Regions from separate parts of the Homo sapiens genome. Here region 1 is linked to region 2. The links are chromatin loops, found by intact Hi-C in ENCODE. Cell type or tissue: psoas muscle. All regions are shown on one strand.

The links. Peaks named below come from ENCODE experiments on the same cell type or tissue, not always from the same donor. Only the 100,000 strongest peaks of a DNase experiment are listed, where the experiment ranks them.
Region 1: a loop joins it to region 2, with 9 times the contacts of the local background. A loop is called at or near these places in 46 of 110 quality-filtered maps.

The regions. Positions count from the first base shown.
Region 1 is chr20:60,060,984-60,065,983 of GRCh38, reverse strand. The region is part of intron 2 of LINC02910 (long intergenic non-protein coding RNA 2910); the gene reads right to left. Among named protein-coding and RNA genes, the nearest start is that of LINC02910, 7.6 kb to the right of the region's middle. In psoas muscle, no CTCF peak of the experiment used is centred here; DNase peaks (open chromatin) are centred at 2,803, 3,083 and 3,331; H3K4me3 peaks cover 989 bases; H3K27ac peaks cover 2,556 bases.
Region 2 is chr20:60,260,357-60,265,356 of GRCh38, reverse strand. All of the region lies in intron 3 of MIR646HG (MIR646 host gene), which reads right to left. The region is part of intron 1 of LOC105372698 (a long non-coding RNA gene); the gene reads right to left. Among named protein-coding and RNA genes, the nearest start is that of MIR646, 46 kb to the left of the region's middle. In psoas muscle, a CTCF peak has its summit at 2,163 (motif pointing right); no DNase peak of the experiment used is centred here; H3K27me3 peaks cover 322 bases.

The DNA.
Region 1 (5,000 bases), 200 kb after region 2:
CACCAGCTTGAGAAACTGTCACGTGAATTCCTCGTGCGCCACTCAGTTCTTAGGACATGCTTCCTCGCCCCAGATGCAAGGTGTGCAGTTCCATCTACCCAGACCCTCAGTGCTGAGGGTCCTGGCCCCTGCCAGCAGCAGCTAGGGCTTCCAGCTGGTCCCCGAGGTCGAGCATGTGCATCCCATCATAGGATACTGATGTCAGGACCATAAGGACATCTGAAAGGTCCAAGGGGGGACATATGGAGAAGGAAGAAGGCCTCGCAAGTGTCTCCAGAGCTTAACACCCAGAAAGGGATGCAGGGTCACCAAATATGCCTTTTCGTAGACTGACCTCAGCGTAAGGACGCAGGCTGCAGCACTGACCTCCCGGCATGGAACTTTCTATCTGCCGTCCCTTTGTTCCCTGACTTGTTAGAACACTGGGGAATGGCCTCCCCAGTTTTCTGCATTTTCCCTTCTTTCAAACAGATTTTCTCTTTTTGGGAGGTATGCCTGGCTGCACTGGAAAGTTAGTCTCAAATATGATTCTGCCTCAGTACTACTTAGGAAAGCTTTTCAAAAATACAGACTCCAGGGCCCATTGCGGGACTATGGGATCAGAATCGTTCAGGAAGGGTTCCAGAAGGCTCTTCTTTCTAAAAGCCCCCTAGACAATTCTGAGGACCAGCTGCTTTAGACCGGGACCAAATGGAAATATAGATGCAGGGATGCTTTCCTACCATTCCCCAGAACTTGCTTTAGGGACTGCAGTGCCATCCCAACACACAACACCCAGAACTGGCTCAGACATCAGAGGCCAGGTACACTGTCCACAAGAATTTCCAGCTAGGAGCTCCAGGCTCCCCAGAACTGGCACTTCTGACCAACTGGCCAAAAATTTGGCATTTCCCACAACCCCCTCAGGTTTCATAATTTGCCAGAACGACTGGCAGAACTCAGGAAACTGCTGCAGTGATAAGATTACAGTGTTATTATCAAATGGTGGAAATACAGCCCAGCCCAGTGAAGAGATGCATAGGGCCAGGCCTGGAAGGTTCCATGGCATCACCCTGTGGATCAGGACATATCACCTGTAGGCACCTTGATGTGTTCACTAATTGGGAGCTCACCTGAGCCCATGTCCAGAATTTTTATTGGAGTTTCGTTACATAGGCATGATTGATTAACTCACTGGCCATGCAATTAAACTCAATCTCCAGCCCTCCTCCACTCACTGAAGGACTGACGTCATGTTGGTCAAAGCCCCAAGCCTCCAATTACCTGGCTGACCTTTCTGGTGTGGTCAGCTTCCATCCTGGTAATTTCATAAGCATAAACTCAGGTATGGTTGGAAAGGCCCACCATGAATAACATAGATTCTCCTATCACTCGGGAAGTTTCAAGGATTTAGAGGTTTCCTCCAAGAAACCAGGGCCATAGCCCAGCCAAATCCTTTATCATGGAACCGGGAGATTTGTAACTGGACTGACGCTGTCACGGAAGAAAGCCATTTTGGTCTGGCCTCCAGCAGAATCAGTTGACAATAGCCTTGAGACCTCCACCTCCTTGTTAGTGGCCTGAGACGCCTGGAGTAAAACAAAGACAGTAAGGGCTCTGGCCATTTATCATAGGGTGTGGGTTCTGTGGTGATGACAGTTGAATTGGAGGAGGATTTAGAGAACATTCTGGAAGAAGATCTGTGTGCATTTCAGGGAAATTTCCTCTTTAACTTGTGCTTCCTTCCAGAACATTCTGGAAAGAGGTCTGTGTGCATTTCAGGGAAATTTCCTCTTTAAGTTGTGCTTCCTTCCAGAATATTCTGGAAGGAGGTCTGTGTGCATTTCAGGGAAATTTCCTCTTGAAGTTGTGCTTCCTTCCAGAACATTCTGGAAGGAGGTCTGTGTGGATTTCAAGGAAATTTCCTCTTTAAGCTGTGCTTCCTCAGCACCAGAGTACCCGGGGAGCTCTCCCACTTCCTGCAGGGTGGGCTGGGTTCTGTGGGTTCGTGCCACTCCCAGATCACAGGCAGGCACAGCTTCAAAGGCAAAGGGGTGCAGGACCAGGCCACATCCTGGCACAGGAGACAATGTCTACACCACAGTCCGTGACACCAATGACCATCCATCCCATAGTGGGTTCTAGGCATCATGCTTCCATAGCAACTCCAGGCCCTCCACCCCAGCCTCATTTCTTGTGACTTTCAATGGGAAACTAGCAGGAGAGAGAATAAATTTTGGTTTTTCATTAAAGAGGACCACAATCAAGGGAATTAAATTGCACTTATTTAAGGCCGTTCTCTCCCAGTCCTGAGGGGAGAGGTAATTTCACAAATTAGCCCAAGAACCCAGAGACTGAGTTAGGTCTGCCGAAGCCAGAGTCCTATTCCCTTCACTGCAGAAGGCTTGGGCCTGCACATTTAAGATGTTTTCTGCCACCCCCAACTCAGAGGACACCCTCCCTCGGGCCTTTTCAAATCCCTCCAATTTTTCTCCAAGCAGCCAGCTCAGTCTTGGGCTCCAAGACCCACCCACGTTCAAAGCAGCAACTTTGGCCAGAAAAAAATGAAAGAAGGGAATTCTCTGTGTGAAATAATGGATTACAGATACAGCCACTCCCCCGTCACTGCCACCACTTTAAAATGAATTTCCAATTGAAAATAGCCATTGGACTATAGATAGCTTGGCGCAGAGATGGCCGGTCAGGCTGTACTCCCAGATGCCTGGGTCAGCAAATTCCAAAGCATCTACTCAGCAGTTCCACATTCTTCCAAGAAAGTTCAGTTCTCTCCCTCCTCTCAGCTCTGGGACCCAGGGGCTAGAGATGAGGGTGGCCACCCCCACCCTGTGTTGATGCCAGGCACCTCTCCCCATGAGGACTCCAGGCACCGAGTTAAGTAAATTAAATAAAACTATTTGAGCTTATTTATGGCTTGTGGGTTTTTCTGGTCAGCCTGACCTCCGTGAGCACCTTCAAAATAAGATTTCTATTAGGGAAGATGACTTCAGCGTTTTAAAATTTTTTCTTGCCCCCAGAGTCATGGTTTTAATTAACAGTATCACCGAGTGGCTCTCCCTGGCAGACAGTGGCGTTGCAGGCCTGTTGAGGCCCGGCGAGGAATGAGCCAAGCAGATTCTGTTTGCGTTAATCCTGCCAGTGCAGAAGCTGCATCCCAGGGTAGAGCGACTACAAAATGAGCTTTCAGGCCACGAGCATCTTCCAGCAGAATCTGGGGGTGTCAAGGCTGCCAGACACAGCAGGCATGCCCGCCTGACCCCACGTTGGACAGGCAGGGCTCATGGCTACCCCAGCTTGCTGCGGGGAAGGCTGCAGAGAATCCCAGCTGCAGCTGGTTCCTGAGAGGCCAGGCAGCACTTCGGCACTGCAGATTCATCGTCTTCTCAGGCACCCAGCGTGAGCGCCAGCCTTGAAAATAATCAGCTGTGGCTCTAATTCATTATAAGCTCCGAGCAGCCCGAGCCTGTGCCATGAGACGGGCCGAGCTCTGCATCCTGGCTTGGTGGAGCCCGTAGATATGACCAGCCTCCTGCTGCAGTGTGGCTGCAAGACGCCTTCCCCACGGCCCTGGGTAGTGTACCTGCTGCCTGACAGCGAGCAGCAAAGCCCTGAGACAGGATTGCCATCAAGCGTTCATGGTGCAGGGTTCTTTGGGGGCATTTATTCTGTCTCTTGTCAATGGCAAGGCGAGGCAGGGATTCATCATGTCAGACCCTGTTCTTCCTGATTTGATTCTGTGTTTGACCTTGCCCAATCATACAAAAATATCCCCCTCTACCAGCAGTTTAGGTCAAGGAAAGTACAGACACCCCTCATTATCCAAATATTGTCAATTCCTGGAAACACTTTGGAGAGCAAATTTCCAGACATCAGGGCTTCACCCCTTTATGTGAACTGGGAAAAAATAATAATACATTCCCAGGCCAACAAAAACAATCCCCAACCAATTTTCCAAATATCTCTTAAGACACTCTTAAACACCTATATAGCAATGTGCTAAGGATGCTTGCACAATGCAAACATTTAGGACTCCTGCTTTTTGATGAGTCTACATTGGATGAACTTCTGGATGGGGATGTTCACATGCAGTATTTAACATCACTGAATGGAGTCAGATTAGAATTATGTTTTCCTTCTACACTGTAAGGGACGTGCATAAAATGTTAACTGCACAAATGAGGTAACAGGTAAAAGACAGAAGCTAGGTTACATCCAGCTTGGGAGGGGCAACACTGGAGCTAGAAACGGCTAGACCCCAAGGAAAGGGAGGGTGGGGAGGAGAGTGACACTGAGGAGCTGCTCTGAACAACCTGGCAGGATCCCCACGGGCAGAGAGCCGAGATGCCCACTGCTGTGCGCCCACCCTCTAGTGGGCACCTCTACGCACTTTCTTATTCTGAGTGAACTTGGGTAAAATGTTAACACATTGTTAAGGCAGATCATTCAGATCAGGAAAAACTGGAGTAGGCGGAGTGATCAGTACTGGGTTTTCCCTCCCAAAAGGTAATTGGACAATGACTGTGTGTGACAGGGACAAATGCATTCGGGCGCTAGAGGTTCAGCCCTCCTCTTCCCCTACCCACTAAAGAAAATGTCATGTTTGCCGTATAGCATGCCTGCCTCATGCTAAAACGTGGAGCAGAAAACAAGGCCAGAGCCGTGAGGGCTGGCTCCAAGGAGCCTCTGGGAAAGAAAAGGGCTCTGGAAAAGCTCTGGAGTGAGACCATGGGAGGGGAGAAATACGGGGTGAAAGAATCGTAGGGAAAGTCATAGAGAGGTTTCTCCTTAAAGGGTTTGGATGAACTCAGGTCATTTTTCCAATTGCTTTGAGTGTCTGCTGCTTCTCTTAGTGGGATGCTAAGAGCAGGGCAGATGGGGCCCCAGAGACGTTGAGGTTATGCTGGGACGTTCAGTTCAGTCTGCTCAGATTTAATTTGGGCAGCAGCATTCACTTTTTAAGGGTGCTACAGGTGCCACCAGAAAGTCTAGTGTTCAAAAGTCTG
Region 2 (5,000 bases):
CCAACGTGGATGGAGGGGGCTGTCAGAAGCCCGCCACGCTCTGAGGCCATCTTCACCCTAACCCGCTGCTGGTCCCCCCCATTCTCCACCTGTAAGCCCCAGCAGATCCCCCAAACCCAGAGAGCTCTTTTCCAAAGCACCCAGTGTCTTCCGGGTTGGCTCACAAGCTCACAGAGAAAGGGAAAATGACACAGACAGACATCTCATCCTGGAGCCGGTCCCCCACCCCAAGCTTAGCCAGGGCTTGGATCCTTCAGGAACAAGGTCAAAGCCCATCCTCCTGGGTCGAAGTCATTCTCCTTGAAAGTTTTCTGCGTGTGTAAAGGCTAAAGCAACTGTTTGTTTTCCAGGTGATTTTCCTACCAACAGGGTCACCATTTCCATCATTTCCTCCGCCTCTGTCTTCTGCAGCAGCTCTGGATACATTTTACCTTTCTTATCAGTACCCAGGGCTATTTACTCCTTCTAACTAAGTGTTATAAACACAGTTTCCTCCAGCTGTATTTACTATATGCACAAACTGTTGCTTGGCCTGGGAGATACTGAACCTGCAAATGCACCATACAAAGCCTGTGGATGTAATGGTTAAAATGTTCTTGTCTCAAATGGAAATGTTTAGCTTAAATAAAAGAAGAAAACTGTCAGAATTTTGACGTGAATGTCTCTTCAGTGGAAAAGATACCTGGACGCTAAGAATTGGTGTCCCCACCACAGGGTGATGGGTTATGAGGGAGCTTTAAGGAGCATGAGTGTCTGAGAAAAATCGTTGGAAAAAAGTGTGACTTTGACCCTTCTCGGTGTATGGCAATAGTTCTGGAATGCTGGAGCTGTCTGCTGTGCCCCACTAAATCAGGGCAAACATGACCAAATGAATATGTTGCAATCATATCCCTATTATTTTTCTGTATCTCCAATTTATTCAGGGAGCAGGAAAGATATTTAACAATTACTTAGCAGCCTTCTTTACAGAACGAGAGAATGAATACAGATAACGCTGGCAAAGATTATTGAGAGCAGAATATTGAATTATCTGTGGATGGGAGCGAGCACATGAATAATTCATTCTCCCCACCTTCCGTATGGGCCCCTCCCGGGCCTGGGAGGCCAGACTGCTGGGCTGAGCTGCGCTGTGGCAGGGTATGTGTGGGGGAGGCATGCTAACATCTTGGCTCTCCCCGTTTTGCAAACAGTGCAAAGCTTCGCGTGGAACTTGCTATGCAAAAGCAACTGCATTTCAACCTTTTTGCTTTTCTGCAGAGCATATTTAATTTCTGCATTGCTGTGGACAGTAATCAGTAATGAAGTCATTAAATGCAAGAGGGGTGGAGAGAGAACTGTCTGCCAACCTCCCCCATTAAATTCAGGTACTTTGGCACATCTCTAATTAAGATCAGGAGGCTTGGGTTCCAATTGACAAAGCTCTTCATTCCCCTGATACTTAGTCAAGAGCGCTCGAGGGCAGAGCTAATACAGCGAGCAGGGTAATGGTTGGATAATTCCAATAAAAATTTCGAGTTATACTAGATTCTAGAGGTTAACTGGTACTACCCAGAGAAGGAGGCCATTTCTGGAGGTGTTGCCAGGTCTCTTCCAGACCTACAGAAAGATGTGATATTCATGAGACCGTGGCTGAGCAGTTTGCCTAGAGTCTATGGGGGCCACCTTTAGAACCCTCAGACTCAGGACCTTCTCTTATTAAACTAATGGTGCCTCCCTCTGAGCACCCGAGATCTGCAGTGTCAAATACTCCCAACTGGATTCACCCTGGGGAGAAATAAGGGGATGTATCATGTCTATGGAAAAGACCAGTGGCCAGGTAATTCCTGGGGAAATTATATTGTTTTATTTTCCACTCATTTAGATATTTAAAGAAAACATTTTGACATTTGCTGGTTATTCCAGCTTTCCCCCAAGGAACCAGGCTTGAATGCATTAATCCTAGATTTATATTTAAGAAACCCACATCTGATGTGTGAGTGTGGGGAGTGGACAGAGGGGTAGGAGAGGGCTTACAATGTTTTGACTACTGTATCTTTAAGGATTCCTTTCTATTTAGATGACTGGAAACAGAGACGAGCCCAGAGAGAAGGAGGTAGACAGAGGAGGGGAATGGGATTCACCTTTAGTGATGTTTGTGAAGTGCAGGAAAGCTCCCCATCCACCAGGGGTCGCTCTCCGAGACAGGCTCATTTTCCATCCAGAGGTGTCCTGCCTCCATGGCCAGCGAGCAGGCTTACCTGCCCACCTGTAACAGGTAGACACCTACCCAGGTGAGGACTTAATGGATTGTGAAGACCAAAAGAGCTGCAGCCACCAAATATTCAGGTTTGTTCTGTCTCCTTGCTCTGTCCATTTCCAAAAGGCCAATCACTAAGTCACCAAAAAGCCTCCAGAGACTTTGTAAATTGTCTTTCCATATGGTTTTCAGTGATGGCCAAGTTGGAAGTCATTTGCCTGCAGTAGATGCCAATCTACAGTGTTAATTTGGGAGCTGGCAGCTCTACCTCTGCCCCACTGGATAATCCAATAACAGAACCCAATAAAACTTCTATTTGAGCTGCAAACTCTAGTTAGGTCAAGTGGCCTTAAAAATCTCTATTAAGCCATATCCCTGGATTCAATGAAGCTCTCATATTCACACTAGTTTCTTTTCTTTTCCTTGTTTTTTTTTTTTTCTTTTTTTTTTGACAGAGTCTCGCTCTGTAGCCCAGGCTGAAGTGCAGTGGCGTGATCTTGGCTCACTGCAACCTCCACCTCCTGGGTCCCGGTTAAGCAATTCTCCTGCCTCAGCCTCCTGAGTAGCTGGGATTACAGGTGCATACCACCATGCCCAGCTAATTTTTGCATTTTTAATAGAGACAGGATCTCACCATGTTGGCCAGGCTGGTCTTGAACTCCTGACCTCGTGATCCACCCACCTCGGCCTCCCAAAGTGCTGGGATTGCCATTAGCCATCTTTTTAATGCACAGTTCTTAAAAGTTATTTCACTAAGGACTTCTTATACCTCTGCATCTTGAAGAGCATGGCCTGATTAAAAAAAAGTTTATAAAAATAACATTATCAGATCTACAAGTCTTATTTATTACTGAAAACAATTCATTAAAATAGTCTGTGATGGTTATAAATAATTGAAGCCATAAAGAAACATTTAGACTAAAAAGTAAGAGCTCTTCTTCCCCACCACACTCCCACCCTAGTCCTGCCCCATGTCCCTGGGGAGGGGGGCGGCTATTAAGAGTTTGTTCTACAAGTTTTTAGAGCAAAGTTGGAAAAGTTATACTTTTGTCACAATGAAAGAAGTAACCTTAATAAGACATTTTAAAATTTAATAAAGTAACCAAGAAAGCAAGTAATAAAGCAAGAGAAAGAAAATCTTGATAAAATTATCCCAAAGAACATGACCACAGCAGGAATTAATCTAAAACTAACAAAGGCAGGCGCAGAAATGACAGTACACAGCCCCTCTCTGGCAAGTGCTAATGAATGTGCACCGTAAGAAACAATAGATAACGGCGTCCTCAAGAAGCATTGGTATGTTAAATAGAGAGTTAGATGAGAATCTTGTCGTGGGGAAATAAAGATTATGGAGATAGAAGAAGAAAATAAAAGAAATGAACAGGAAACAAATAAAATGGACTAGGTGGGTGGCTTTTGACCATCCTAAAAACTTAGTTCTCCGTGTTTTTAGTGACTGCTGGATTTGCAAGGAATTGCTTTTTTTTTTTTTTTTTTTTTTCCGGCATTATTTCCAAGAAGAAGTCTCTTGGGCAATAGCAACCACATCCTTTATCTAATGGCAGAGATGGGTGAAGCTCAGCTCTTCTGCCAGAAGCAACAGTTGCAGGCCGGTACTTTACATGCATTTCCTTCTACCTCCTAACACCTGTTGGTCAACAGAAACAAGTCCCTGAGAAATCCAGGAAGGATCTAAACACACAAGACTTTTTAGATGCCCTCACCTCGTGATGCCCAACAAACTAATATCAGTCAGGAGAAGGAACTTGGAGCCAGGTAGATTTTGGTTCAAACCCCAGCTACACCACTCAATAGCTGTGTAATATTTAACAGTTTACTTAAACTCTATGATACATAAGTTACACACACATTCACACTCACAAAGGTGGGAGGATTCCACCAATAGGATTTCACAAATAGCTATTTAATTCATAGAGAACTAAGGATTAAATAGATATTTGTGAAAAGTGCCTAGAACATAAAAAACAGTCAAGAAGTAGTGGTGAATACAGTCAACAAAAATTGAGATACATGAAAATGAAATTGAAAGAAGAGACCCATAAAAGAAAATCCCAAATGCTTTTCTCTCCTTGCCCTCGGCATTGATGGATCCTGAAGGGACAATCTGGCTTTCCCGCAGCAATATTGCTAAGCACAGTGAGTCCCTTCTCAGCGCTGAGCATTGGTTGAGCTCCTGCTGTGTGCCAGGCCCTGTCATCAGCACTCTACGTGCCTTTCCTCCAATCCTCTGAAGCTGATGCTTTTCATCAACTCCACTGTACCAAAAAGAAAGCCAAGGATAAGAGAGGTTAATTTTCACAAGTCCACACTGCTCATATGTAGTGGGTGAGTTCTTGAACTCAGGTTTTGGAGTGGTAGGGCTCAAATGCTTCACCAGAATCACATCCCGACACCCACATGTCCTTACTCCATCCCAGGAGCCTGCCGGCACTGGAGCTTCCTCCTCCTCTGCAGTGAGGCACCCTTCCTTTAGTGCCCTCGGCCGTGCCTGGCACACACAACCAGGCCGAATAAACCACCAGGCTGCCCTCTGAGACCCACCCAGCTTCCAGTGCACCTTCCCCAACTCCCGTCTCAATCACGTCACCTCTGCAGGAAGACTTCCTTGACTCCATCTGGGGAACAGCTCTCCGCACACTGACTGCTGGTTTCCTTGCTGATTTTCCTCCTCATACAATTACTGTGATTTATTTGTCTGCTTGCTTGGTTTGGTCTATCCTTCGCACAGAACTGTCTCTGAGGA